Regions from separate parts of the Mus musculus genome. Here regions 1, 2, 3, 4, 6 and 7 are each linked to region 5. The links are chromatin loops, found by intact Hi-C in ENCODE. Cell type or tissue: heart. All regions are shown on one strand. Region 1 holds the start of Prnd (prion like protein doppel). Region 2 has its middle 11 kb from the start of Tmem230. Region 3 has its middle 68 kb from the start of Smox. Region 4 overlaps Prn (prion protein readthrough transcript). Region 5 overlaps 5330413P13Rik (RIKEN cDNA 5330413P13 gene). Region 6 holds the start of Gm14095 (a long non-coding RNA gene). Region 7 overlaps Slc23a2 (solute carrier family 23 (nucleobase transporters), member 2).

Region 1 (4,000 bases), 130 kb after region 5:
TCTCGGGCACCAACCTTGCTGTTCTTAGCCAATTACCTTTACAGCCCTAAACACTTTGTTAGTGTTTCTGGTAGGCCACCAATTAATATGTTAACACTTGCCTGAGCATTCAAAACAGCCACTGCACACTTACAATGCTTTATACTATTTCAGGGGAAGAGCATGTATGGAACTCTAAACTCCCAAGTATATGTGCTCAGTAGCATTTGATAAGCCTTGATTGTAGCAGCTATGACCATGGGACCTGTGGCACCTCATGAATGGATGTGGGAACCAATTGTCATTGTCAACTGTGACAATGGCAAAAGAATGCAAATTAGATGCATGCTAAAGAGTCCTTCCTCAGATCCAGAGCCGGTTAGCCTGAGAAGAGTTGGATAATAAGGAGGAGAAGAGTGAGGTGAAGAAGATAATGGATACCCTTGCAGACTGACCTTTCATAAACAGGAAGGGGAAAATCCACATCCAGCCTAGGTGGGACCTTAATAACGACCCAGTACTGAACACCTGGCAATCAGGGATGCTCAGCATCCAAGCCACTTGAGCTGGAAGGACTTTTAAAGAAGCAGCAATAGCATCACAGCCTGGTTTGTGAGGCCAAGGAAGCAGATGGGACCCACTGAGCACGGTGGAAACAGGAAAACTGGCTAATATGGCTGCCCAGCTCTCCTCTAAAGAAAGGCTGCATGACCTGAAGCAAAATCATGGAAAACCAGGATCCGATGGATTGTGAGCAACCAGGACACTTAGTCATTGCCCAGTGGGGTCCCCCCCAAATGTCAGGAGCTGACAGATACAGGAGGGACAGGTATTATTGGGGAGTTGCATATGAGAGGGTGGTGGTAGATGCTTAGTTCACCGAGCTGCATAGGGCTGGAGTCACAGGAGGCTTGAGAGAGGGCTGGCTCAGCAGAGGCCAGGGACCTCAGTATCTTTGCTGAGATCCATGGTGGAATGTGATCCTTATGAGGTCGGAGAAGCTTGGGGGGTCTGAATGGTTGAGAGCAGCATGGAAATAAGATTAATTAATTGAACTCTAGAGGGGACGAGAGGAGGGGCTAAGCCATTCTATTCTCCTCCTTGGCACAATGCAGAGAGTGATCTCACACAGGAAGCTTTTGAAGGAGAGTTTATTTCATGTCGGAGGTTGGGTCTTGATGGTCGCTTTATTTATTTTTAAGTGTTCTTAACTAACCGAAGATCTAATCAAATGGAAGACTTTATCAAATAAAGACCCACTTGTGCATACCGGAGTTACCCCTTTTTCTTGTCACTTCTCAACATACTTGAATTTCTAATATTTGTACATTCACAAGATGTGTACCAGAGCCCGTGGGATCCCGGAACACCCACATCCCAGGGATGGTCCATTACACCTAGGTAGCCTTCCTGCCATTGTCTGGGCAGGGAGACAATGCCCTTGGCTATGATCTCCCTGCTCCTGTACAGAAGCCTCCCTCTTCAACGTCCTTTGAGGCAGGTCTGGGAGGCCATGTGTGAGGCAGGGCCAGATGTGCAGACTCTGCATCTGGTTCACATTCTAATTTGTCTTGTTAGCACCTGAGCTTCTAGAATTCCTCTTTATTCTCCAGCATGCTCTGTCTTCTACCCTTCCTGGTGCCTCTGAGAACAGCCCTTTGTTAATAATCAAGAGGAATCTGCAGTGTCTTCAGTTTGGGCGCTGCTTCCCATCACCCTCTGTCAAAGCCCTACTCAGAAAAGGACTGGAAAGCCAAGGGAGGCGGGCGGTAGCAGGGATGGTTCATAGATGCAGTACGGAGGAATGAGGCCCCAGAACGCATTGCCTCTAGGCTAAGTGGCCTTGAACCTGTCTGAGCCTGTGTCACGGTTAGTACAGAGTTGCTAAACTAGAAGATTCTGGGTCCTTTCCAGTTCTGCATGCAGCAAACCCTAATTATGTCCTTAAGCGTGTATATAACCAACAAAATTTCACAGATTATTGTCTTCGAGTAGTAAAACGTTAGACATTTTTAATTTTTGTTTTATTTTGTTTTTCTCTGAATTAATTTGCAAATAATCCTCACAATGGCGGTCTTTGTGCCATGTCTGTTCACATGCACAGAAAGTCTGTAAGTCTACAAAAAAATGCAAACATCTTTCTAAGAGAGGAAATAAATCAACCTTTAAAATAAAACAAACAAACAAACAAAGGCAAAAAGGTGGCAGTGAGGTGGGGGCACAGCTAGAAGTCCTCAACACAACTTCAATAGCTCTTAGTTCTGTTGGGGTAGCTAGCTGGCGAGTCCACCTTCAGGCTGAAAATTCGTTGTAGATTTTTCTGGTGCCATCTGCTGCCCATTACAGGAAAGGCAGCTTCATTTAGTTCCGTTGAAGACAAAGGCTGCATTCTGTTTTGAGACAATCTTACCTATCCTTACCTCTAGAACTCACTTTTAACTTCATCTTCCAGTAGTGATCACAAGAGGAACACTCCAGAAAGTCCCTGTGTTTAAGGCCTTGGGACAGTCACAGGTACCTGTGAGCTTCCTGCCATGGGGCCGGGGGCATGATTCTGGCTCCCCTCCCCACTGCACCTGCGCAGTAGGGAAGGCCCTCGAGGAATACATTTTTACTGCCGTCATCTGTGTATATAGACAGATCTGTAACCTATTGGCCTTAGGGCTCACCTTGACCTCAAGTATCCCTAGGGACCCCAAAAAAGCCCAAAGTCCCGGGCACTCAAGTTTGTCTCCCTCCTCACTCAGTCCTGCTTTTCCCACATACCCAGGAGAAAGTGGTGACTTTTCCACTTTTGGGGGCTCCAGCAACATGGCATGGTGGATGGGGGTGGGGGTCCAGACAAATGGCAGTCCTTCTAAATTGTCCCTTCCCATGAGGTTGCCTGAAAGAGGCCCCTTGTCACTGGCGACTGGTCTTAAGGGGCAGGACAACAGATGTACCCAGCAAGGCTTCCTTCAGCCCCCTTGGCTGTGGGCACTGGAAGCTGCCCAGGCTGTAGTTCTTCCCAGGCCGGTCTTAACATCGAGATCTTCACGTGGTTTTATCAGTGAAGAGTAACAAGAGGCTCCAACCTTCCAGGGTGGAGGAGTGATGCAGGAGCCCTTGATTGGTCCTGCTGTGGAGGGAAGGGCTACCCTATTTGGAGGGCTGGAGCTCGGTAGAGAGGCCCCCTCCCCCTGCAGCGCCTATATAGCTGAGTGGTGGCCGAGGGAAGGTGTTCCGGAGAAGTGAGGGCTCCAAGCTTCAGAGGCCACAGTAGCAGAGAACCGAGGTATGTGGCGGGGATTTCCCAGACCAAGCAGTGGCTTGTGACTTCCCTTCCAGCCCCACCCCCTCCTGTCCCAGGCAGGGAGGGATGCTAGGAGCGCCCGCTCATTCATTCCTAGCTGCCTCAGTATTCCTATGCTCTGATGCTACTGGGAAATGGTAGGTACTTTGGGGCTAACTGGTGGGAATTTTGTTGCTGCTTTTAAGCCCTTGCCTATGAAACTAAGTCCTGTCTCAAGAAACCTGTGTTTTCATTAAAAAAAAAAAAAAATGGTTGGGGGGGGGGGGGTCAGGGCTCACTCTTAAATGTCTTTTATGCTATTACTCTTATTTAAGATTTCTACTACCACAAGGTAGTCTGACACCACGGTGCTTATTCGGAAGACCAATGAATATTTACTTTGTACTTGAACTTCTTTGGGAGAAAGTTGGTTTGAGTTCATTGGGGTGAGAGGAGTTAGAAGCTTTGTGCTTTACCCACTGGAGGACTGAGACAGGCAGGGCTCACAAGGATGGGGCAGAGAGGCCCCTGTGCGTCCTACATACATGACGGGGTATGTTCTTAGACTGGAAGAGCTTGGGTCTTCCTTTGTTTTTGTTTTTTTTTTTTCTTTTTAAGATAAACACCAGTGTTGCCCCCCAGAGCTAAACAGTCTAACATGAGCATTGAGCCTGTCTGAGGTTGTTACAATGAGTGACAGAGGCATGCCTACTCTGATATCCCAGGGACCCATAGTAAATCTTCATCTAG
Region 2 (4,000 bases), 420 kb after region 5:
AGTCAATTTGCAGATGTCATGACCTCAATATAGACGTCAATACAAAAGCTACTCCCCGAAGCTACTAGAATCAACAAAGTCAAATTTCAGGATACAAAACTAACACTCAAGGCTGGGGCCTGTGGTGGAGCAATTGTCTAATCTATGTGAGACCCTGGGTCCCATCAACTCTGCAGAAATAAAAGTCACAGACACAAGGGCAGGTGGCCTGGCTTGTCATCTGGCTGCTTGTCCTCTGGTCACACCCAGCACCTGTGTACTTCGGCCAGGCCATGAACGCTCCTAGGCTGCTGGGGATTTGGCTGCTCCCATTCTCAGCTTTAGGAGACAGTAGTCCCGAGGGGGGTGGAGGGTAGACTCAGGGCAAGCTGCAGATTCTATTAACTCCAGAGGGAACCTTCTCCAAGGATTTACCTCAGGCTGGAGCATTTTCTAGACAGCTTTTTCTCAAGTTCCTGCAAGGGATGGAAGAATGGGGCTGTCAGACTTACAGATGAGGACAGCCAAAGCCTCCAAAAATCAGGACGAACTCCTGCTATCTCACGAGAGCTGTTCCTGCCTCCCTTGGATGAGAAATTGCACACCCTGCTCAGTTCCTACTCTGGGACTCTGTCTCGGTTTCTCACTGCTCATTAAAGCTTTCCCAGAGCCTTTCCTTCCTTGTTTCTGTCTGTGAAGCTTCCCCACCTCTGCTCCACCATTCATTTTAGAGCAATGATAGCTCACAAGGAGTAGAGTTCCTGAATTCTCTCCTCCCCCACCATTAGCATTGCTGGAAGGGGGTCTAGCCCCAAGGACAGGAAATGGACTATGAGGTGCAGAACGCTTAGGGATAATGAAAACCTCTGGGTCCTGTGACAATGCTGCTGTCCTCACAAGCTCCCAAGGGGAGTCTGCCACGCTGTTGATTCAGAACACAGCTTCCTTGGTGGTTTGAATGAGAATGGCCCATAGGCTTATATAGACTAGTTATTGAGACCAGTCTACATACAGTTGGTTAGGAAGGACTAGGAGGTCTATCACTAGGTCATAACATTCCTAGTTAGCTCTCTTTTTCTCTGCCTTGAGCTGGGGGCTTAGATGTAAGCTCTCAGTTACTGCTCGAGTGTCCTGCCACGCCTGCTTGCCGCCATGATGGTCATAAACTCTAACCCTCTGAAATTAAGCAAGCTCCAAGCCCCGGATAAACTTTTTCTTCTACAAGTTGCCTTGGTCTCAGTATCTCTTCACAGCCACAGAAAACTAAGACAACTTTCAAGTAGCAAGGGACAAGAGAGGGTAAAGCAGAGGGGTGGAAACATAAAGGACTAGTTTCCGGAGAGGTCAGATGTGCTGCCGAGGCACACCTCATCTCCACGGTTTTCTCTGCAAGGTCCTGTCTCAGTCTGGGTCACATGAAGGCCCAGTCCAGTCAGATACAGGCAAAGGACTACCTTACACCCTCCTGTCCCATCTAGGAAAGAGGCCCTGTCTCTGGGGTGACTCTGTAATAGAACACGTTCCTCAGGAGGGCAGGGATGGCAGGTGAGCTGTCCAGCATCCTTGGCCCTACTCCAGGCCCCACCCCTAAAGGATCGACCTTCACTTTTCCAGCAGCAGTTTCACTTCCTGAATGATGACGGTCTAGGTACGTGCAATAGCCCTGCCACGCCACCCCCAAACTGGCTCAATGAACCCTGCCAATGTCCCTTTAATGGAGGAATTAGTTTACCCCACTTTCTAAAGCAAGTGACACTCAGGTAATTTGTCCAACCCCTCATAATTAAGAATCTGCCCTTTTCTCCCAAGGCATTAAACCATAAACCACACACCTTTGGAACAAGAAAGGATAAGATTAAGATGACAGGTCAAAAGCTAAAGGGTAATTAACGATGATTGGCAAGTGACATGTAAGGCCAGAAGCCACGCTATGCTCTTCTAGTTCCGGTTCCTTTGTATTACACCAAGAAGCTCCCCTGGGCTTGCTGCCCAGCCCAGGTCTGGACCCACGGGATGAAGCACACGGTCCCAGCAGAGACCTGACTCTTCAGATAGATCCGATGGTTTGAAGGGTAGTTGGCTGTCATGGCAATCGGTGGAAGGCCACACAGGGAAGCCTCAACTCAGAGAACTGCCCACCTGTTCATACTGAAAGGAAAATGTCATACTCTCCATTTGATGAACGGTTGTTAGAGGGATATTTGTAGGCTGTATAAAGAAATAATAAATGGCCAGCTGACCTGGGACTACAGTGAATTGGGGATCCTTGCTCAGGTAAAGCCACCTTTACAACCTGCTTCAAGAGGCCTGGCAATCTTTTTTTTGTTTGTTTTTTGTTTTGTTTTCTTTTTCGAGACAGGGTTTCTCTGTGTAGCCCTGGCTGTCCTGGAACTCACTCTGTTCAAGCTGGCCTTGAACTCAGAAATCCACCTGCCTCTGCCCCCCCCCCCACCCCCAGTGCTGGGATTAAAGGGGTGCACCACCACTGCCTGGCTAATCTCCTTTTAAAGAAAAGTCAAACACCAACACCACTTAAGTCTTTTTCTTAAATGCAAGGCAACCAGTGACCATTAGTTTGCAACCTCTGCTCCTCAGTGACCATGCCATCTTTTCTTGTTGTACCTCCAGAAAGAATGGAAGTGGTCAACTGGCCACAGGTGGTACTTTCGACCACAATGCCAGGGAATGGGTCTGGACTCTTCATCACATGAACACCACCAAAAGCGACAGAGGTAGTTTCTGCTTTGGATTTCCTGGAAAGTGTAATAGTGTAATTTTCCTGGAAAGTGACAATTACTGTGTCAACTAGTTTATCTAACAGAAAAGAGAACAGGCTGCTTTTAGGCAAATACTCATTTGATAGGGGGCTTGGTTTCTACTGCTTCTACTATACACATGCCTGCCCCCATTTCTTTCCTTGTTCAACCCCTAAGGCATTAATTTAAGCTTTGGAATTTTTTTTTCCTAACACAGGACTTTTGCAGAGATTAAAATAATATAGAATTCATGAGAGTTCTGTGCACAAGGTCTTAGAAAAAGAAATCGTTAGCAGGGGCTGGAGAGATAGCTCAGAGGATAAGAGCATGTACCACTCTTCAGAACACTTGAGTCTGGTTCCCAGTACCCATGTGAGAAGCTCAATAGCTGGTACTTCCAGCTCCTGGGCATCTGGGCTCTGTGCACACCCATGCCTATGTGCCATATACTCACATGTATGCATAAGGTTTTTTATCTTAAAAAAGTTCCCCATCACTATGGAGATTTAGACCTTTTTGTAAAGCACCAAAGAATACAATTATAGTCAATGCATGCAAGTCTGATTTTGGCTTGATAAGAGGTATTTTGTGTATCCGAATTAGCCACCTAGATCAGATTACTAGTGTGATTAGGGTCATTCCTCAAGGGCTATTAGAGAGGGATTCTAGCCCAGGCAGGAGTCTTGGGATGCTCTGTGGACCTGCACAGGATAGAAGAGTCCGTCTATGATGTGATAAACAAGGCAGGTAGAGTTGAGGTAGAAGAGTCCACTTATGATGTGATAAATGAGGCAGGTACAGTTGAGGGTATAGCTGATGTGGAGTGCTAGCCACAGTGAGGCCTCCAAATTGGACACTGGAGAAAATGTGGCTGACTTCCTTGGATACACAGAGCTATGTGTAATAAAGCAGAAAAAAAAGGGATCACAGGACCACACAACTGGGCTTGGTTTTTGTTTGTCTGTCTGAGAAGGGTCTGTGTCTTGGATCTACTAGGACTCACTCTGTAGACCAGGCTGACCTCAAACTCTGAGATCCAGCTGCCTCTGCCTCCAGAGTGCTGGGATTAAAGGTCTGTGCCATACTACCACATCCAGCAGGAGCTTGTGTTTATATGTTCCCAGCTGTCTGTAAATCAATAAATGGCATTGAGGTGACCTGGAACAGAGGTTGCCTCGGCATTTTGCACCCTTCTGTGATATTGGCATTTCCCCTCCTTTGTGGCATCACCCCTTCTGTAATATAATTGCCACCCAGCTCTTTGC
Region 3 (4,000 bases), 400 kb before region 5:
CTGGGTGTGTACCCAAAAGACTCAAACTCAGTTTGCCATATAGACACCTGCACACTAGTGCTTGTGAGATATTATTCACAATACAAGGTTATGGCATCAACCTGGGAAATGTGGTGTATATACACTGTGAATTCTACTCAGCAATAAAGAAGAACAAGACAACACCAGTGAGGTGGCTCAGCAGGTAAGAGCCCTTGCCAGGGAAGCCTGTCAGATGGAGTCTATGCCTGGATGGCATGGTGGAAGGACAGAAGACATCAAAGTTGTCTTCTGACTTCCTCATCACATCTCTCTCTCTCTCTCTCTCTCTCTCTCTCTCACACACACACACACACACAGAGTAATAATAATACAAAAAAGGACAAAAATAATTTCAAGAAAATGGATGGAACTTGTTCTTCATATTATGTGAAAACCAGACTCAGAAAGATACATGGCATGCTTACTCTCTAACAGGAGACTCAGCAGGGGGAAGGAAGGAAGAAAGAGGTGGGACCATCAAGGGCGTGAGTGAAGGGAGGGGACATGGTAAGAAAGGGTAACAAGAGCCTATCTTCAAAGTGCCTTATGTGCGTGTGTAAAAAAAAGTCACATAAAGTCTATTGCTTTGTACAATTACTATCCATTAGTTTAAAAAAGGAGGAATCACAATCCCTTTTTGGTCGAAGTGATAAGATGGTGAGAATGTGTCCTTTGCATTTTCGCAAAACTGTAAAAAGAAAGTCTAGGTCTCTGGGGGAAAAGAAATCAGTCAATAATCAAAGCAAGGCAGTGTCAAAACACTTGTGATGTCAGCTTCCAGGAAGCTGAGGCAAGAGGTCTGTGAGTTCTAGGCTACATAGCAAGCCTGGGCTATTGGGATACACTGTTGGGATACCTTTGTGTGTTTCTGGATTCTATTAATTCTGCAGAGGCAGAGAGCTAAATACTAGCTGCAGCTTGGTGTTATTACTTCTATGGCCCCTCACCGGTCTTATATTTTGTAAGTAGTTGTTATTCCTCACTGGCCTAAGGCAATCTAGAATTGTATCTGCTTGGCTGTAATAAAAATCTGACGGCTAATAACTGGGCAGGAAGTGGAGGGTGGGTCTTCTGGGCAGAGAGAGGGACGCTGGGAGAAGAAATGAGACTCAGGAGATTCTCCAGCAAACTTGGAGGTGGACTTTTGTCAGGCGAGATTAGCATCTGAGCAGACCCTATAATCACAAACGTTCTCAATAGGTCCACTAGGAGTCAGTAGAGACTTCCTCTCCGGTTACTCTCACTTGGGTTCCCAGATGTGGGCGGGGTTGGAGGACTAAGGTGACTGAGGAGAAAGGGGGCCCTGGAATATATCAAAGGGTACCCTCATCTTTGCAAGCAAGAGTTTGTCGGCCCAAGGAACCAAAAAGAACGTGGAATGGAGAGAGTGAAGGGAGAAGCAACCGGGTGAGGCTGGAGGAGCAGGAAGGCAGCAGACAGTGGAGGACTGGAGGGGCGGGGCTCGGACCTTAAGCGCAATGCCGGCACTCTCGGGGTGTTCAGGGTCACAGTCAAATGCTGTGGTCAAAGATTTCTAATTGTAAGGTGCAGCTTGGAAGCAGAAAGTTCACATTTGGGAGCCGGAGTGAGCATAATCAGAAAGGAGGCTCTACTGCCTCCTAGTGGACATTTTGAGATCATTGGTGATTTTGCATTTTTTTTATCTTGCTATGAAATAATAGGGGGAGCCCTATTATTTCATAGCAGAGACTAGTTTTGATGACCTGTGTTCTTTTTGTTTATTTTTTCATTTACCACAATTTTAAGTTATATTGTTCATATGTTTCTTCTATATCTCCCTGCAATATGTTCTCTCTTCATATAGTTCTGTCTGAAGTGGCTTCCAAAAAAAGTTCTTGAGTTAAATGCCTGGCTCTAAAAGCACAAAACCTTTGGGAGACTGGACCTAGGTGAAGGAAACTAGGTCACCGGGGACATGACCTCATAGGGGGTTATTAAGACTCAGACTTGCTATTTCCTGGATGCCATGTAAGGAGCAGGCCTCCTTTATGACGCTCTCCTGCTGTGATACAAGGATCTGACTCACCCACCCCAACAGAGTTAAGCAACCCTGAACTGAAATTGCTGAAGTCACGCAACAAACCAACCAAAAAACCGCTTTCTTCCTTCCGCGTGATTTATTCCAGGTATTGGTTATTGAAACAGAGAACTGACTGACAAACTTGCTAAAGGCAATATTCATAGTTGTAAACCCTGACGTATAAAGAGTTATTCTTCTAAACGGTATGCGTCAGTTAGGAGAATGGTTAGCTGCAGGCAACAAAAACATCTGATGGGAAATGTAAATGAGGAAAATACCTAAAAAAAAAAAAAAAAAAAAACCAAAAAAACCAAAAAACCAAAAAAACCAAAAACCAAAAAAACATCTGATGAGATGGCATTGAAAAACGTAAGTTTTTTTTTTTTCTCTTTTTGCTACCTGAAGAAATCCAGCTGTTAAAAATTGCCAGCCTGGTGTGGTTTTACGGTGGCAGTGGCATCAGGCACCCAGGCTGTCTCTATTTCTGCTTCATTATCCTGCCATGTTGATGTTGTCCCCACATGTGTTATCTCATGGCTGTAGCATCACTAGTCCAGATCCAGGCATCATGTCCAAGGGAGAACTGGAGGAATGAACAAGGGTGGTGCCAATCTCGTCTTCTATAGAAGAAAGAAGTATCCCAGGAGCGGCTGCACACATTGCTCCTGTGCCACTGCACACATTGACCTGTGCCTCGTCCAGAATTGTGTCCGAGGTTTTGGCTTCAAAGGAAGTTGGGAAAAAGTCCTTGTTTAAAGAAAACAATAAACATGAGTTGGTTTACTTTTTATTTTATGTGTATGAGTGTGTATTTTGCCAGTACTAAGTAAGTACACTGAATATGTGCCTGATGCTCTTAGAAGCCAGGAGGGAGCACTGGAGTTATAAGCTGCCTTGTGGATGAGAATGTGAAGACCTGAACCTGGGTCTTCTTCCAGAGCAGCTGCTGTGACTAGCTTAACTACAGAAGCCCCTCCCCAAACAGGGAAATTAGGTCTGCTCAGGAGTCAAAAGTTTTGGCCTCTGGAGAGGTTGGGGCTAAAAGATTAGAGGCTCATCATGTGCTAGGAATCTGGGAGAGAGGGTGCCGTTACCAGAGATATGAAAACCATACAGACCACCATACAGAGGGCTGCTAGGGTCCTGTCCATCACGGACTTCGTGAGAACCCCGATGTTGGTACATCACTGATGCTGAAGGTGCGATCTGACAGATTTGAGTCTGTGAGTCCTGGGGGACTGCGAATCACCAACATTTTTATATTAGTAATGACACAGGCCTCATAGGCTATAGACAAATAGACAATGACGTGCTATTGCTGGAATATCAAGAGCCATCCTGTCTTGACTACAGCTGTCTTCATCATATTTAACATTGAGTTTAGGAGTGAGATCCCTCGGGCAAAAAGGAATCAGTAGTTAGATACTTTGGATGTAACAAATCTCTCTCTCTCTCTCTCTCTCTCTCTCTCTCTCTCTCTCACACACACACACAATTTTAAGGAGGAATTCAGTGGTGGAAAATTAAAAGGAAAATAGAACGATATAATCATTGAATATATGGCATCTCAGCAGTGGAAAAAAGAATTCAGGAACTAAAACTCAAATTTAACTTTCCACCCACAGGTTGGAGTGAAGATACAGGTGGACTTACAAATGGGGGTTGTCTTTGTATTCAGGAGGAAGACATTCTTTTCTGTTTATTTTCTTAAAGACAACATTTATATTAAATGGTTCTCAAATTTAAATGCCCTTGTGTCTTAGTTTGAGTCTCAGGTGCTGTAGTTACACACTGACCAGAAGCACCTGTGGAGGCTGAAGGATTTTTTTGGGCTCACGTATCCCGATGGTAGTCAGCACACTGAGAAAAGTCACGGCAGGAACTCAGGACAGGAGCAGAGGCTGAAACCACAGAGGACCACCAAGTACTGGCTTGCTC
Region 4 (4,000 bases), 120 kb after region 5:
CAATCTAAACATTCTCTTAGGCTGCAGATAAGAGAAGTAGGCTCCATTCCAAAGTGGGAAAGAAATTCTGCTAGCATTGTTTAAATCAGGCAAAATTTGTTCCTGAAGTTGCTTTTTACCCCAGCAGACATAAACTGCGATAGCTTCAGCTTGCACTGTGGATTTTCTGTATAGAATATATAAAACATAACTTCAAGCTTATGTCTTCTTTTTAAAACATCTGAAGTATGGGACGCCCTGGCCGTTCCATCCAGTACTAAATGCTTACCGTGTGACCCTTGGGCTTTCAGCGTGCACTCAGTTCCGTAGGATTCCAAAGCAGACCCCTAGCTGGTCTTTGAATCTGCATGTACTTCACGTTTTCTATATTTGTAACTTTGCATGTATTTTGTTTTGTCATATAAAAAGTTTATAAATGTTTGCTATCAGACTGACATTAAATAGAAGCTATGATGAACACCTGGCGGGGTTTGTTCTCTCTCCAATGCTCCGAGTCCACTGTTTATCGCCAGGGTGGCTTGGGCTCATTTCACATCCCTGTCCCTGAGGGGCCTCGGGTCTTACCTCTGGTCCTGTCTTGTTTCCACTGGCTTTGCATCTTCCCCTAAGTTATACTTAGCCCTGCTGAAACACAAAAGCACTCCTGGGGAGGAGGGGTGGGGAGAGGAGACAAGGGGGTGGGGAGTAGAGTTCTCCTGCTCGGGAAGAGGTTTGTTTCCTTTTCTTTTCAATGTGTATCAGTGTTTTTGCCTACATATATGACTGTTCACCACATACATTGCCCTCAGAGGTCAAAAGACAGATCAGATCCCCTGGAACTGAAGTTACAAATGGTTGTGAGCCACTGTGGGTTTGGGGACTCAAACTAGGTACTCTGAAAGAACAGCCACTGCTTCAACTCCAGGGGGAGTGGTTTTTGTCCTGAATCCAGATTCATTTTTTCCTCTCCTCTCTCTCCCTCCCCTCCCTTCTTCCCCATTTGTTTGGACATACTGATCTACACCTCAATCCTTAATTATTTTGAGATCATGTTAATTTTTCTTACTGAACGTCAAAGGCTATTCTGGAACTCACCAGGTAATCTAGACTGGACTTGAGCCCAAACTGTTTCTCCTGCCCCAGTCTTTCTTGTGCTGGCATTGTAAATGCTAACTCCCATACCTGGCTCAGACATAACTGTTTTTTGTTTTTTTGTTTTTTCTTTTGAGACAGGATATTTTTACATAGTCCTGGTTGTCCTTGGAACTCACTATGTCAAACAGGCTGGCTTTGAACTTACAGAGATCTGCTTGCCCCTTGCCTCCTGAGTGCTGGGATTACAGGTCTACACATCTTAGAAATAGATTTTCTTGATTAAAATGAAACTTAAGCTCCAAAGTGCCTGTTTTAAGCCCTCATAGCTCAGATTTTGCAATTTCAGGCTCAACCTTTTGGCCCAAAAGGCCACACTTGCAATTCACTTTGCATACCTGTGTCCATTGTAAGGGAAGGCACGGGCTCATGGTGCAGGTGTCCATTGTGAGAAGGCACAGGCTCATGGTGCAGGTGTCCATTGTGGGAAGGCACCAGTGCAGCTATATGATGCTCACTACTAGGGATTTTCCTGAGCAGCCATCATGTACAAAGGCATGAAACTTGAAGAAGTGGTGGAAACCACAACGTGATAGCGCCACCTGCAGGCCCGTAAGGATCACCCAACCCTGCTGGGGAAAATCCCACTCACAGAATTAAGACAGTCCTGATATTCACAGGTCATATAGGAGAGCTCTTGGGGAGCAACTCCACCAAGCAGAAAAGAAGCCTAAAGACAAAGATCTGGGCAAGTGCTTTTTCTTAAAGTCAGGGAGGAGTACACAGAAGGTAGTGGGGGATGGGGGTACTTGGGGGTGTCTTTCGATGCTACTAGATCAGTCAGCAGTGTAAGGTGGCAGCTTTGACCAGAACAGGTCTGACCACACTGGTTCACCTGCTCCGTTGGACAGGGTACAACGGTAGAGGATGCTGAGGCATTGATGCCCACCTCCTGCAGGACTCAGTCAGTCAGTCGACTTTGTACCAGGAATGAAAAGATAATGCCTTGAGACAGCATTAATTGCAAAACTAAACAAACAACACAAACTCAAAAGCTTGACTTAACTGAAAATACCCTTCAGGATCAATCCTTAACGAAAGTTTAACCATTTTCATGCTACCTTTTGGGCATTTTCCTACTTATTTAGAAGTAAACTCTTCATTGGCAGTCATAATTTTCTCAGCTGCTCCACTAAACGAGAAGACCACGTCAGAATGAGCAACTGGGGTCACCACCTAGCTGGCCCACCTTTCAAGAACTGCAGATTCTACAGAAAGAATTTTTACTTAAAGAATAACGACTGCTAGGGAGACAGCTCTGTCTGGGCTTGCTTGGCAAACATAAAGGACAGGACCACTCGATCCCCAGAACCCACATTTAAAAGTCAGACATGATAGTGTTCACTTGAACTGCAGCAAGCACTGGGGAAGTGGACTTGCTGGCTAGCCAACCTAGCCTGCTCAAGGGGCTCCGGGACAATGAACAATGAGAGGACCTGTCACAAAAACAAAGTAGATGGCTTCTGAAGAATGACACCCAAGACCTCTAACCTCTGCATGCACCCACACATGAACATACCCACAGAGAGGGTTTTTTTTTTAAGAACTTAAGTAAATATGACTGTCCTTATCTGTCCCCAACAGAGTGTTCTAGAGAACAGCCAGGCACCGACTTTATCTTCCCTTCTCCTTCAAGGACTTCAAGGTGCCCTCTGCCTTTGAAGGAAAAAGATCTGTACAACTATCTACTTTATCAGGAACCTTAATTCAGGACCCCAGCTTTTCCAGACTCACAGCCTGACCTGACCAGCTAACCCGAACAATTTGTGATCATTTTCCAAGTACAGCAGGTGACCTCTCTTGCTACCCAGAACTCTACTCCACACTGGAATTTGGCTGCTCTACCCTATTTCCATCTATGAGTTCCACCCACATTGTCCAGGAAAACCACCATCTGGCTGGCTTTCATGGATTTGTAGGATGCCTCTTGAATGGAGTAGGGCTCCTTGAACCTGTACGTATTGTACGTATGACTCTGCTGGTCCCAACTCCTGGGTCTTATAAGTTCCTAGATGATGCTGTGCTGAACCCATCAAGCACAAGGCCTTGTATGTCCACACACTGGAAACTATATCTGAAACCCCTGGGAACTTGCTATACAATGTGATGGGTCCCACCCATAGAGTTTCTGATTCCTGAGACTGGGGATGGGGCCTGGAAATGTACGTTTCTAACAAATTCCCAGATAATAACATGTTGCTGATGCAGACATTATCCAGAGAAATCTCCTGCCCTTCTGGAAAATCAAGAAACCGAAGGCTGCCCAGCTCTGACACACAAAGTGACCAGATATCTGTCTGGGAATACTCCCTTAGAAGGAGAGAATTGGGCAAATGACAAAAGGCATGTGGAGGGTGTGGGTGAGCCCTGCTGTGTGAAAGCCATGAAGCCCAGCCTAGTCCTGAGGTCCACCGTTACTGAGAGGTTTAATTAGTCCACATGAAAGCCATCCCGCCAATGCAGGCTTCTGGAACTGACATGTGCCTAGGTCACTTAGGCTAGTTAAACACGGGCCCTGAGACTGCAGGCCTGGGTGGGCTCTGTAGTTCCCAGAGTCTGTGGGGTCTGCAAGCTCCCAGGTGATAAATGGCTGCTAAGCGGAAAACCAGAAGCTGAAAATCAAAGATGCCAAGGTTCGAGTCACCTGTACTCCCCTAGCCTTGGACAGGCATTTGGCGGAGTCATCAAGGGAGGGTGCAGAACCTGGCAAAGGAATCTCAGGCTCTCTGGTTTCTTTCCCTTTGTTTGTAAGGGGGATTTCTGATAGGATCTTAAGTAGCCCTAGCTGATGCATGGAATTCTTCCTACCTCTCAGGCTCAGCTACCCTCTATCACTCCTAAGGAGTTCTCCTAGTCAAGAGAATTAGTG
Region 5 (4,000 bases):
ATGCAGGCAAACACTCATGTATAAAATAAAATAAGATACATCTCTTAAAATAATCATAATTAATAATAATGATACAGGAAAATCTATGTGCATGAACCTGCCTCTTGACTCTCCTTTCAGATACTTCCCACTGATCTGTCTAATTTGCTCAAATGCTTATAATTTCACAACGTTTTAATAATTGGTAGAATTATCCTATCTCATGATTCTTCCTAGAAAAGGTTTTCTAGCTATTCTTTTTTGAATTGACCAATAGTAATTGAGTGTATTATGGGAGTACATGGTGAGTCTTGTTTTTGTTTTAAGACCGCCCCTGTGTTGCCTAGGTTGGCCATAAACTATGGTCTTTCTACTTCAGCCTCCAAAGCCTGGCATTATAAGCATACGCCACCATGACCCTCTGTGATGGTTTGAATATCCTTGGACCAGGGAGTGGCACCATCTGGAGGTGTGGCCTTGTTGGAATAGGTGTGACCTGGTTGGAATGGGTGTGTCACTGTGGGTGTGGGTATAAGACCCTCACCCTAGTTGCCTGGAAGTCAGTCTTCCACTAGCAGCCTTTGGATGAAGACATAGAACTCTCAGCTCCTCCTGTACCATGCCTGCCTGGATACTGCCATGCTCCCACCTTGATGACAATGGACTGAACCTCTGAACCTGTAAGCCAGCCCCAAGTAAATGTTGTTTTTTATAAGACTTGCCTTGGTCATGGTATCTGTTCACAGCAGTAAAACCCTAACCAAAACACCCTCCCATGAATATAATGTAGGATGGTCAAATTTAGTTAATGTACAAATCACTTCACATTCTTGTTTTTGTAGGAAAAAAATATTTTAAATGTATTCTCAGTAACTTTGAAGTATAGGATAGATAATTATTAGCTCTGCTCATCATGAATTTAGTATGAAAGACTCATGTTTTTGTGAGCCTTAGAAGTAATAAACTTCGTTCTCTCCTCCACAAATCCTTATGGGCGATTGCATTATGGCCCCATTCACCTTACATTTTACTTGGCTATGTTTACGACTTGGAATCTTTCAGTCTAAGCATACAGTTCGCATTTCCATTTGTCTAAGTCCCTGGTCTTCAGAAGCCTTTTGGAGTCCTGTTACTTTATCCCTTTTACATTAAGTTTAAGCCCAAGGCTTTCTCTTTTGCACCTCCAGGATGGACAACCTGTCTCTTTCCAAACTTGCACGAGGGTGAGTCTGTTGTTTTTTCTTAAAGCATGGTGCTGGTGTGGGGGTTGGATGCAAATGTTGTTTCTAACTAAGGGTATGTCCAGCAACCCCTTTTTACTTAGTACTTACTATGAAATTTAACATGCATGTTTTCTAGATGCTTAAGAAAGACGCCATCACATCTAGTCCCTTGGGTTGAAACTAAGTAAATCTCATTTTAATTAGTCTTAATGTATATGTTCCAGGAATAGAGTATTAATGATCTTTTGAGTCTCATATAAAATGCTTTAATACTTCCCTTATCAAACATTGTGAAGTTTAACAGAAAATTAAAGGGAATAACCAGCCTATTTTGTGACACATAGTGTCCATAAATATCACAAGTGCATATGACTATTGATATAATTAATAAATTTTATTTTACTTATAGTTTTACAAATTGTGGGAATTTCAGGTGAATCTGTCCCTTTTAATGTGGCTTCACCCTTGTGAGGATTTGAAATTTAAAACATATTTATTTCATAATATTTTTGTATATTTGAGAACTTTAATATAGTTTGCTAATATCTGGGTGAGAAATTTGGGACTCACAGTAAGTGCTTGAATTCCTGATCCTGCACTACTCTCACTGAACACTGGGGGGCAGCATTGTGAAAGAAACCCAGCAAGGATCCTCCAAAGCGTCATGAAATGTTCATACAGTTAAACCTTAAGTTGAAGGTCTGTCCTTGCCATTTCAGACTCTTCCCAAACTGTTTTTATTAAGTGTTTCGTGTATAAAAATCACACAATAATAATAATTCAGTAAGAACGATGAGAGTACCGTCAAATCCCTCACTTTGATCTTGACTCAGTCTTTGCCGCTGACCATGCTGTAGGAAACTGTAGCCTGCCACTGGCCCCGCCCTCCAGCCGTTACCGCTCTCTGCTTCCTTTCCATAGTGCATATCGAATCCTAGCGTTTTTGATAATTTCCTTCTTATGGTTTCAGGTCCCAAACTTTAGCGCCTGAAGTGTAAGTTCTCAGGAGACGGTTTCGTCCTAATATGTATACCACAAGCCCGAGAGAGATGTACAGCAAGTGTTTGCTGAGTAAATGATTGGTGCTGATGGGGGTTTGTAATGATGGTGGCAAGGGCTTTGAAGGTGGTTATAGTGGAGATGGCAGTGGGTCAGCACAAGAATCAGCAGCTGATGCTGTAGCCGTTGCCATGATACTTACCTTCTTATGGTTGGCAAGGGTGATCTGGGAAGATGGAATCCAAACCTAAGACCAGATGACTTCTAGAAGGTTCTAGAGATCTCAACCTCTGAAAGAGCTTTGTCAGCGTGTGAGCTCTGGCATTCAATTCCTAAGTGGAAATAGGGAGGATTGGTCCTCATGTGCATGTATATACATGTGCATATATATATATATATATGGGGTAGGGTGGGGTGGGGGCACCACACTCCTGCATTCCGGTCACAATTGAGGCTCCAAAGAGAAGAAAACACATCAAACCTACAGATCAGCCCAGCACATGACTGGGTGAGGAGCCACAGGCAAAACTGTGCCTGCTTATGTTTAACACCAAGGGCCCAGGGAGGAGCTGCTTGCTGTAAAGTGAAAAACTGAGCCAGCAGGGGGAGCTAGAGGGAGAAAACGGTGGATGGCTATGATCAAAGTACATTATATAAACATGAAATTTTCAAAGAGTAAAATATATGAAATACTTTGGAGGGGTTTTTGCTTTAAAAATACGATTTTTTAAGATTTATTTTTATATGCAGGGCATGCGAGGTGTCTGGGGAATGGGGGCTGCCTGTGGAGGCCAGGAGAGTGCCTTGCATCCCCTAGAGATGGGAGTTGCAGGTGGCTATGAGCAGGGCCTCTTGGAGGAGACACAATGGTTCTTAGCCACAGAACCATCATCTCTCAAGCCCCAAGGGATGGTACAAGGGAACCAGAACTTTCCAAGGGTGACTGGCCACCAGAGGGAGGAAGTGTTGGAGGCAGGCAGAGTTGGGAAGGAGAATCACCATGAGGGAAACATTATGAAATTTGACCTGCGTTCCATCATTTTATATGCTAATTGAAAGCTAAATGAATCAGTAAAAGAAAATTCTATTAACGAATGCACTCTATTCATGAACTGCAGGGTTGGCTAGACTCCTGGAACGCATACCAGACACTGAGAAACCTGCCTGCCATCCCTGCCCAGGCTCCTTAGGATTTTCAACAAACCATAGTCACCCAGATTGGCATGTGTGAGATCAATCTACACTGTCCCAGGCAAGCAGCCCCCAGCCTCTTCAACACAAAAGCCAAGCACAAGGGTATTGTGCTAGAAATGCAAGCCCACGAGGTAATCATGGGAGAATCAGGCTCAGAGGCAGCAGAGGAAGAATTCCTGCATCCCAGATACTCAGACCATGGAAAGGGAAGATACAGTCCAGATGTCTCCTGACCAATGTGCCTCTCTTCCAGGGAGGGTGTGGTTAGCAGGGGCTCATCAAAGAGTCTGGGGAGCCCTGGCCTAGGCCAGGTACCGGGTTCTTCTGGATACTGGTGTCACTGGGATCTCAGAGTGCACTTCTGCTCAGAGAAAGTTTAAATTACAATGTCATCCCAATACATCTAGGCAGATGGAAAAGAAAGAGCCAGCCATTAATGGAAAGTAACTAAGCCTCATTAAAGTCCGAGAAAGTCATGTCCATACACTGATAGCCACAGCCCTCCAGTGTCTCAGGCCAGCAGAGAGAGAAGTCCTGGCCATAAGGGGCCTTCCTCTGGCCTTACATGGACTTTTCAGCCTCCTCCTCCTCTTCCTCCTCCTCCT
Region 6 (4,000 bases), 660 kb after region 5:
GGCTACCATGTGCCTCTGTCCCTGTCTCTGCTCACTGGGGATTCCCACATCTTGGCAGCTTTCTGGGCAGTGGCCGTGGCTGTATAGTCTTCTCAGACCACCAAGACTTCTGGTAGAGTGTTGATAAAGATGATTTCTTTTCTTCCTTTCTCACTTGCTTCCTTTCTATGTCTTTCTCTTGCTAAGCATTCAGTCATGATGCTGAAAGAGAAGTGAGAGTCCTGGCTTTAGGGGAGATGCTCTCAGTGCCTTCTACACTTGGTATAATGTAGGCTATACATTTGGTTTGCCCATCTTTCATTATGTTACGACATGTTCCTTCTACTCCTAGCTTTAACAGAGGATTTTTGTCATGAAAAGATTTGAACTTTGTTAAAATCCTTTCTGATCAATTGTGATGATCATGTGATTTCTGAGCCTACCTCTATATTGAAATGCTATTTTTCTTGGTTTGGGTTTTATTGCTGTGAAGAGACACCATGACCAAGGCAACTCTTGTAAAGACAAACATTTAATTGGGGCTGCCTTAGTGTTTCAGAGGTTCAATCCTTTGTTATCATGGTGGGAGGCAGGGCAGCATCCAGGCAGACACGGTGCTGGAGGAGCCGAGAGTCCTACATCATGATACAAAGGCAGCCAGCGGGAGACTATTTTTTGGCACAGTGTGGAGCCTGAGCACAGGAGACCTCAAAGCCCACCTTCATAGTGACATGCCTCCTCTAAGAAGGCTATACCTCTTCCAATAAGGCCACACCTCCTAATAGTGCCACTCAGGATGGCCAAGCATTCAAATATGTGAATCTATGGGGGCCAAATGTATTCAAACCATCACATTATTACACCGCATGTGCTGAAACATCCTTGTTCCCCTGGAATAAGAATATCCTGTTCATGGTGAGTCACACTTTCTATGTGCTGTTGAATTCAGTTTGCCAGCACTTTACTGAGAGTGTATCTGTGTTTATCAGGAAAAGACGATCTATAGTTTTTGTCTTTATCCAGCTTTAGTCTCGGGGTAATACTGGCCACATAGGCTGAGCTTGGAGTGTCCCTTTGTATTTCATGAAATAGCTTGGAGAACATTGCTATTAGTCCTTATTTAGGGATTAGTAGAAGTCGGCTGTGAATGAATCCAGCCTGAGCTCCTGTTTGTTGAGTGGCATGTTACTGCCTTAATTTCATTGTTCACTATAGATCTATGTGGTTCATACCTTCTCAATGTGGAAGGTCATATGTGTGTCTAGAAATCTGTCCATTTCTTTTCTGTTTCCAGGTTTTGGAATACGTGGCAGTTTGGATGAGAAATGTGCTTATAGGCTCAGGCATTTGAGTGTTTGCTCCCCAGTTGGTGGGGAACCGCTTGGGGAAGTTTTGGGAACACAGCCTTGCTGGAGGAAGTTGGTATCCTGGGGTGGGCTTGGAGAGCTCAGAGCCTCACTCTATTTCCTGTTCACTCTTTGCTTAGCACTTGCAGTTCAAGGTGTCAGTTGTCAGCATCCTGTTCTGGCCATCATGCTTGTGACTTGTCATGCATCACTGCTATTATGGACTCTACTATAACCCTCTCAGACTGTGAGCCTAAATAAACTCTTTCTTCTAAAAGTTACCTTGCTCATGGTGTTTCATCACAGCAGCAGAAACTTAACCAATGCAGTATTACACAGCACAGCCCCCCAACAGGCTTTAAAGCTTCTTGGGACTGTGGTTGTATCCTGGGCTAGGACGGACTCTTTTGAGTCAGAGTAGCCCTGGCTTATACTATGGAAGTCTTTGATTCTCCTGTGATCTCGCTTGTGCTATCAGATCCTTTCCTCTCTTTCTGTTTTTGGTATAGACTCTGTCCGTTGTCTCTCTGATTTCTATCAACCTCTGTACCACACAATCATACAAAGGCTGCTACTAATCTGCCATCCTAGTATGACCCCTGTTTTGGTTTGAGTATAGAGTGTCCTCCACAGGCTCATGTGTTTGAACACTTGGTCTCTAGCTGATAGCACCATTTTGAGAGGCTGTGGGACCTTTAGGATGTAGGACCTGTCTCGCTGATGCTAACATCCAGGGAAGGCTATCTTACCTCCAGTTCAGTCTAGATCTTCGCCTGCAGATCTGCTGAGATGTCAAGAGCCCAGCCACAGGCTTCCTCAGCTGAGAAGCAAGCTGCTCCAACCACGTCTTCCTACTAGTGATGCCATGAAGCTATGAAGCCAAAATAAGTCCTCCCTCAGTAACTAATGCATCCCCTATCAAAGTATGGTTTTTAAATGTGTATTGCTTTTAAATATTATTTTCAACATACAGTTTTCCAAAGGTATCTATGGAACCATTGTAATCCAGAGATGATCTGAGTTTATTTCATCCTCTGGCTCCTTTGAGAACCTGACTCTGGGGGCACCTTCGTCTTCTGCTGCCCTCTAGTGGTGACTCCTTTGCCTTCCCCATCCCTCATTAGCATCCCAGGGACTAAAACTGCAGGGATGCATCTTTTTGCTTCCCATTGCTACTTTTGGATGTTCCCTGGACCAATTAATTTAGGACATTTGTCTGAGCAAAGAAAAACAAAATAAAGCAAAAACAGGATCTCAAATCTGGCAGTTCTCAGAATCAGCACAAGTTCTAAGAACTTTAGACAGCAATGCGATCAGACGTTTTAGAAAATTGGAGGTGAGAAACAGACCGTAACTTAACGCCTTAGTCAGCTGCTCAGCTGGTTACCACTCAGTTAATCAGCTACAAGACCCCCTGCACCAACCAGCATGCAACAGATGTGGTTAAACTCAACATCAATTGGATCTTTATTGCTTAGGTGGGAACCTAGGCCACATCCAAGGACTCATCAAGTGTTTTGTGATATATAGTGTCTTACTTTTAGCCCAGGCTGGCACGGGACCCACACAAAGTCCAGACTAACCTTGAACTCTTGACAAGCCTCCTGCTTGTGCTTTCCAAATACTAGGATTAGGTGTGCATAACCAACCCCCAGAAATATTTTTTCTACCTTGTTGCTAAAACCTCCAACTTTGTATATTGTATGGTCTCAATGTGTGTTAGTCAGGATTTTCATATCTGTGACAAAAACTTCAGCAAAATAGTGATTTTTTTTTCAGTGCAAGGTAGTAAACCTGGGGCCTTGTTTATGCAAGCCAGACACTACCACTGGGTCACATCTCTAGGCACTAGGGAGCCTGTGTTTCTGGACTCCATCTTATGGAGAACGTTGTGGTAGTGGAAGCTTGTGGAAGAGCAGGCTGTTTACCTCATGGTGACCAGGAAGCAGGTACATCTTTCAGAAGCCCCCTGTGACCTTAGGTCCCATCTACTGAAGTTTCCAATCACATCTCAAATGGCATCAGCAAGTGAAGATAAACTGTTCAACACAAGAGCATGCAGGAAATATTGTGTGAAATCCACAGCAGAATATATCAAACCAAACCTACATGGCCATCACCTACCCCTGGAGTGTCATATTTTGAGGGGACATCTCTATTCTCAATATTCTCCTTGGTACTATTCCTGTCTGGCTGTTTGGATACTCATATAAATAACCTTCCCAATATCTTAGATCTCTTCTTCCCTCCTGTGGTTTTGACTTTTGACTTTTTAAAGCCATGCTCATCTTTGGTCATGCCAGAGAACTTATTTCCATGACTGCAGATCCCTCAAAACCTCTGCTCTGAAATGACTCCCTCTTGATAGCAGGTGGTTGTATACAACGGTGCCATGGAAACCAAGCCACCGTTGCACACATAGGTGAATGAACGATTAATTTTCTGGAGGAAGAGCTTCAGCTAATATACTTAAAGATCAGGCATGGTGCTACACACCTTTAATCCCAGCCCTTGGGAGCAGAGACAGAAGGATCTCTGTGAGTTCCAGGCCAGCCAGAGCTACACCTTATCTTTAAAAATAAATAAATAAATAAATAAATAAATAAATAAAGCAAGCTTAAAGGAATTAGCTCTAACCAAAAAGGTGGCTGTGCTATGCTCAACAGAAGGGCTGT
Region 7 (4,000 bases), 290 kb after region 5:
CTCCCTCTAAGGAGGAGCACACCAGTGAGCTCTGGGCGGCTCTCCACCTCTACTCCCCCACCGAGAGAAGCCATGCCTATTGGAGAAGCATTTCTGACCCATCCCTCTGAGCTCCTCTTTGGACCACACCAGTCCTCATTGGGATGTTCCTATCTTTTCCTTGTAACAAACGTCAAAGTCAAACCTCCTTCTCATAATCCCAGAGAGCCCCTCTCCACTTACTTACACCCTAGTTTATTCACACGTCTACCTACTTTTGCTAGATTTTTGCCTGCTCAGTTCTCTTGATTCCCCCTCCATCTGTAAACCTCTATCTTTTCCTGCCCACCCACCTAGACTGCACTTCATCTGCAGATTTTTCCTAGATAAGGTATTTTCCTAAGGGATTGATGCTATGGTTTGCCTAAACTACACTGCAATTACTTTTGTTGCCCTTGTCACCCTCCCTCCACCACAGGGATCCCTAAGAAATCCTTTTCAAGGTATTTTTTTTCCAGTGGCACACAATTCTAAGCCCAAGCAAGCTTTCTTTTTCCTTTTTTTTTCCCCCTCAAGATAGGGTTTCTCTGTGTAGCCCTCGCTGTCCTGGAACTCACTCTGTAGACCAGGCTGGCCTCGAACTAAAAAATCCACCTGTCTCTGCCTCCCAAGTGCTGGGATTAAAGGCGTGTGCCACCACTGCCCAGCCCAGCAAGCTTTCAAGACTGAAAACTCAAGGCAAGCCATGGTAACATTACAAAACCCTATGTTAATAATAATAATAATAATAATAATACCAGCCTAACACAGAAACTGGAATCACTTAGAGTCAGACACCACAGTAATCATAATTTTCTTTAAACTCTCAAACCAAATCTTCTTAAAATCTAAAAACCTATAATTTGTAAGGATTTTTAAAAAATTAATGTACTCCATTATAAAAGAGGCCCCAGCTCTTTATGAAATTTGTTATTTACATTTCCTTTTGTTTTTATTCTTGCTTTTCTCCAAAGTTCTAAAAGGCTGTAAGAAGGAAACAGACAGAACACACAGAGCCCTGCTAGTCCCAACAGGACTTAAGACCAGGAAGTCAGGTGACGCTTCATTGCTACAGACAGCCTGTCATGCTCTGCACTGGCTCTCACGTGTATGACCAGGGGCACTGCCTTCTGACAGTTGCAAAAATGCTAGTGTTCAGTCACCAAGTTTTAAATAGTCCCTGACAGCACTGAGGAAGTCTAGACATTTCTAGTAACACATCTGGATGAACCTGAACTATAAACTATTCACCCACCTACACTACAGTCTTGTCTCTGTCTCCCTCATAAAAACACGTGTATATGCATCTCTCTCTCTCTCTCTCTCTCTCTCTCACACACACATACAGAGAGAGAGAGAGAAAGACAGAGAGAGAGAGAGAGAGAGAGAGAGAGAGAAAGAGAGAGAGAGAAACAGACATATGGCCACATAGGTATCCACACGGTCACAAATGCACATAAGAAACAGGCACAGACATATTCAGACACAGTCCAATAAGCCTCAGAACTCATCCCCCAAAGCAGAGCTCTTATACCAAGCAATGGTCATACCTTCAACGGAATCTCAGTCTATCCACAAAACCGTCCTCCAGTCAGTGTGCGACCCACCACGCCTGTGCAGTCTGTGACTGTCCTGAGGTGCAGCAGGAGCTGCTTTCAGGTGCTGAAGTAATTTCAGCTCTTATATCCCACACGAGCTGGCCAAAATTGTATAACTAACCGCACCTCATCAAATGCTATTTGTATTACACAACAGCCACCGCCTGGTGACAAGCAGTTACTGCAGGCCTCCATTATCGTCTTGAAACCAGTCTTGCAGCAGGCTTCTTCAGAGCAGGCTGGGTCTGTCATAGAATCCCAGCAGCTGCTGCGGTTGTATTTCTCAAACCCAGACAAAGAAGAGAAATTAAAACCTATCTTTTCAGACAGTTCAGATGAGCAAGTCTGCCCTTGCTGCTGCCAGCTCAGTGGAAAGGGAGATTACTTCTACTCACTGACAGTTTTTCTTTCCCCCTATCAGAGCCCAAAGACATCAGATTGCAAAACTTAAAGAATTGCAGTGATGCCACGGCAGGACCCCATCATTACAAAGTAAGCAAAGTCAACAAAAATAAGCTCTCACAACAAACCACACAACCCAAGTCCCTGGGGTGTGGAAGACAGGACCTATCTACAGTCCCAGAGGAGGAAAAGACTGCACAGACAGACAGACAGACAGACTACCCTTCCTAGTCTTGATTCCATCACAGGGCCAGCAGGCACTGAAGTGAGGCAGGGAGCACCTCCCCTCCTGGGACGTTCCCTCATCTGTCCCCATCTCTTAGAGTAGACTGCCCAGACCAGAGGGAACACAGACAGGCTCAGGTGAGAGGCAGAAGAGGCTCTGCCAGCAGAGCTGCACACCTGAGAAGAGGGGACCCTCGGCCAGAGAGAGAAGAACCAGGAGAACAGAGAGGGCCACTGTCCAATTTCTTGATGAAATTGCTGTTGTGTGGAGGGAAAAGAGGCCATGGGGCCAGAGGAGAAGACTCCTGGAGCAGGAGAAGCCTGGAGAAGAATGGGACCCCAGAGGGCCAGGACACTGATCCCCGCATGCCACCCACTGAAGCGTCAGTGGACCCAGGGAGCCAAGCATTAGTCAGAATGCTCTGGGGATTCCAGAGAAGAGGCGCTGCAAGGATGTAGAGGAACTCAGAAGCAGAAATGAGAAAGGGCTGTGGAGCCGGCTCCCTGGTTAACAGCACCAACTGTTCTTGCAAAGTACCAGAATTTAGCTCCAAGCACCACAGGGTGGCTCACAATCACTAGAACTTCAGACCTGAAGGATCCAATGCCCTCCTCTGGCCTCTATGATGACTTCATAGGACAGGGATACACACACACACACACACACACACACACACACACACACACAGATGGACACAGAGAGAGACAGACAGACAAAACACATCTAAGCATAAAATTAAATAGACCTTGAAGAAACAAAAATGGTACAAATAAACTATGATACTCCCACAGCCTAACACAAACCTGCCTCACAGGATTTCCCACCGGCTAGACCCACACTGCACCTGTGTCGAGGGAAGAGCTGTGCGTGCAGGCAGAGCACTCCTGTTAATCTCTACAGTGGGACTCCTGTGCTGTTCATGTTTGCCTGTATTTAAGCTCTACTTATGTCTCTCTCAGTGTAGTAAGAGGCAAGTGAGCAGCTCTGTTCTTACCAACTGTGTAGGGTTAAATTCAAGACAAAAAAATAAGTCAAAACAATTAAAAGAGTAAACTTGGACAAATGCAATGAAAAGATTTAATTCATCAGAAATTACCAGCTGGGCATGGTGGCATATGGCTTTAAATTCAGCGCTCTGGGAAGGGCAGGTGGATCTACAGAGCTAGCTCCAGGACAGCCAAGACTATACAGAGAAATCCTGTTGAAAGAAGGGGCTAGGACCATCATGGGAGAGACTAGAAAAATGGCTTTTTAAATAAAGGGCTAACTGTGAACCTGAAGCCCAAGTTAGACCCTCAGAACCCCTTTCAAAGATAAGAAGCCAGGCATGGTGGCACATGGTTGTGACCCAGCACTGGGGAGGGAGTGAGGATGGTCCCTAGGACTTGCTGGTCAGCTGGTTTAGCCTGACTGGTGAGCTACAGGCCAGTGAGAGACCCCTATCTCAAAGGAAATGACATTGCTGGATGGCACCCAAGGTTGTCCTCTGGCCTCTACATGCCCATGCACACACATATATGCACACAAACACACATGCAGTTTAAAAAAAAATGAGTACGCACTTGAAAACATCTCATTTTATTAATGTAATATCTTTTTTGTTGCTTTTTCTCTAAGAATTTAGAAAACATATCAAGTGAGGTAAGACAAATAAGGCTATCTCTCCTGCGCACATTGCTTCTAATTTTAAACATAAGTAATTTTATAAGTGTGTGTTCAGACCAGGAAACTAAAAGGTGGCCCATGAGAGAGATGG

The links. Peaks named below come from ENCODE experiments on the same cell type or tissue, not always from the same donor. Only the 100,000 strongest peaks of a DNase experiment are listed, where the experiment ranks them.
Region 1: it touches region 5 in a loop (5-fold over the local background); 41 of 42 quality-filtered maps call a loop at or near these places.
Region 2: it touches region 5 in a loop (8-fold over the local background); 22 of 42 quality-filtered maps call a loop at or near these places.
Region 3: a loop joins it to region 5, with 2.6 times the contacts of the local background. A loop is called at or near these places in 12 of 42 quality-filtered maps.
Region 4: it touches region 5 in a loop (4-fold over the local background); 41 of 42 quality-filtered maps call a loop at or near these places.
Region 6: a loop joins it to region 5, with 2.5 times the contacts of the local background. A loop is called at or near these places in 3 of 42 quality-filtered maps.
Region 7: it touches region 5 in a loop (7-fold over the local background); 22 of 42 quality-filtered maps call a loop at or near these places.

The regions. Positions count from the first base shown.
Region 1 is chr2:131,947,663-131,951,662 of GRCm38, forward strand. All of the region lies in intron 3 of Prn (prion protein readthrough transcript), which reads left to right. It overlaps Prnd (prion like protein doppel), which reads left to right and starts at 3,199. Exons shown (of 2, transcript NM_023043.3): 1 at 3,199-3,253. In heart, a CTCF peak has its summit at 2,315 (motif pointing left); no DNase peak of the experiment used is centred here; H3K4me3 peaks cover 617 bases; H3K27me3 peaks cover 488 bases.
Region 2 is chr2:132,234,649-132,238,648 of GRCm38, forward strand. No RefSeq gene overlaps it. Among named protein-coding and RNA genes, the nearest start is that of Tmem230, 11 kb to the right of the region's middle. In heart, no CTCF peak of the experiment used is centred here; no DNase peak of the experiment used is centred here.
Region 3 is chr2:131,421,739-131,425,738 of GRCm38, forward strand. No RefSeq gene overlaps it. Among named protein-coding and RNA genes, the nearest start is that of Smox, 68 kb to the right of the region's middle. In heart, CTCF peaks have their summits at 1,254 and 1,614 (motif pointing left); a DNase peak (open chromatin) is centred at 1,303; H3K4me3 peaks cover 867 bases; H3K27ac peaks cover 460 bases.
Region 4 is chr2:131,937,973-131,941,972 of GRCm38, forward strand. All of the region lies in intron 2 of Prn (prion protein readthrough transcript), which reads left to right. Prnp (prion protein) reads left to right here. Exons shown (of 3, transcript NM_011170.3): 3 at 1-464. Among named protein-coding and RNA genes, the nearest start is that of Prnd, 11 kb to the right of the region's middle. In heart, a CTCF peak has its summit at 1,689 (motif pointing left); no DNase peak of the experiment used is centred here.
Region 5 is chr2:131,818,427-131,822,426 of GRCm38, forward strand. It overlaps 5330413P13Rik (RIKEN cDNA 5330413P13 gene), which reads right to left. Exons shown (of 3, transcript NR_029381.1): 3 at 1,580-4,000. Among named protein-coding and RNA genes, the nearest start is that of 5330413P13Rik, 27 kb to the right of the region's middle. In heart, CTCF peaks have their summits at 1,816 (motif pointing right), 2,798 (motif pointing right) and 3,010; a DNase peak (open chromatin) is centred at 2,765; H3K4me3 peaks cover 476 bases; H3K27ac peaks cover 670 bases.
Region 6 is chr2:132,483,238-132,487,237 of GRCm38, forward strand. It overlaps Gm14095 (a long non-coding RNA gene), which reads right to left and starts at 3,364. Exons shown (of 3, transcript XR_866754.2): 1 at 3,254-3,364; 2 at 2,075-2,196; 3 at 1-201. In heart, a CTCF peak has its summit at 2,415 (motif pointing left); no DNase peak of the experiment used is centred here.
Region 7 is chr2:132,109,774-132,113,773 of GRCm38, forward strand. The region is part of intron 1 of Slc23a2 (solute carrier family 23 (nucleobase transporters), member 2); the gene reads right to left. Among named protein-coding and RNA genes, the nearest start is that of Gm14051, 32 kb to the right of the region's middle. In heart, a CTCF peak has its summit at 1,785; DNase peaks (open chromatin) are centred at 1,098, 1,768 and 2,488; H3K27ac peaks cover 304 bases.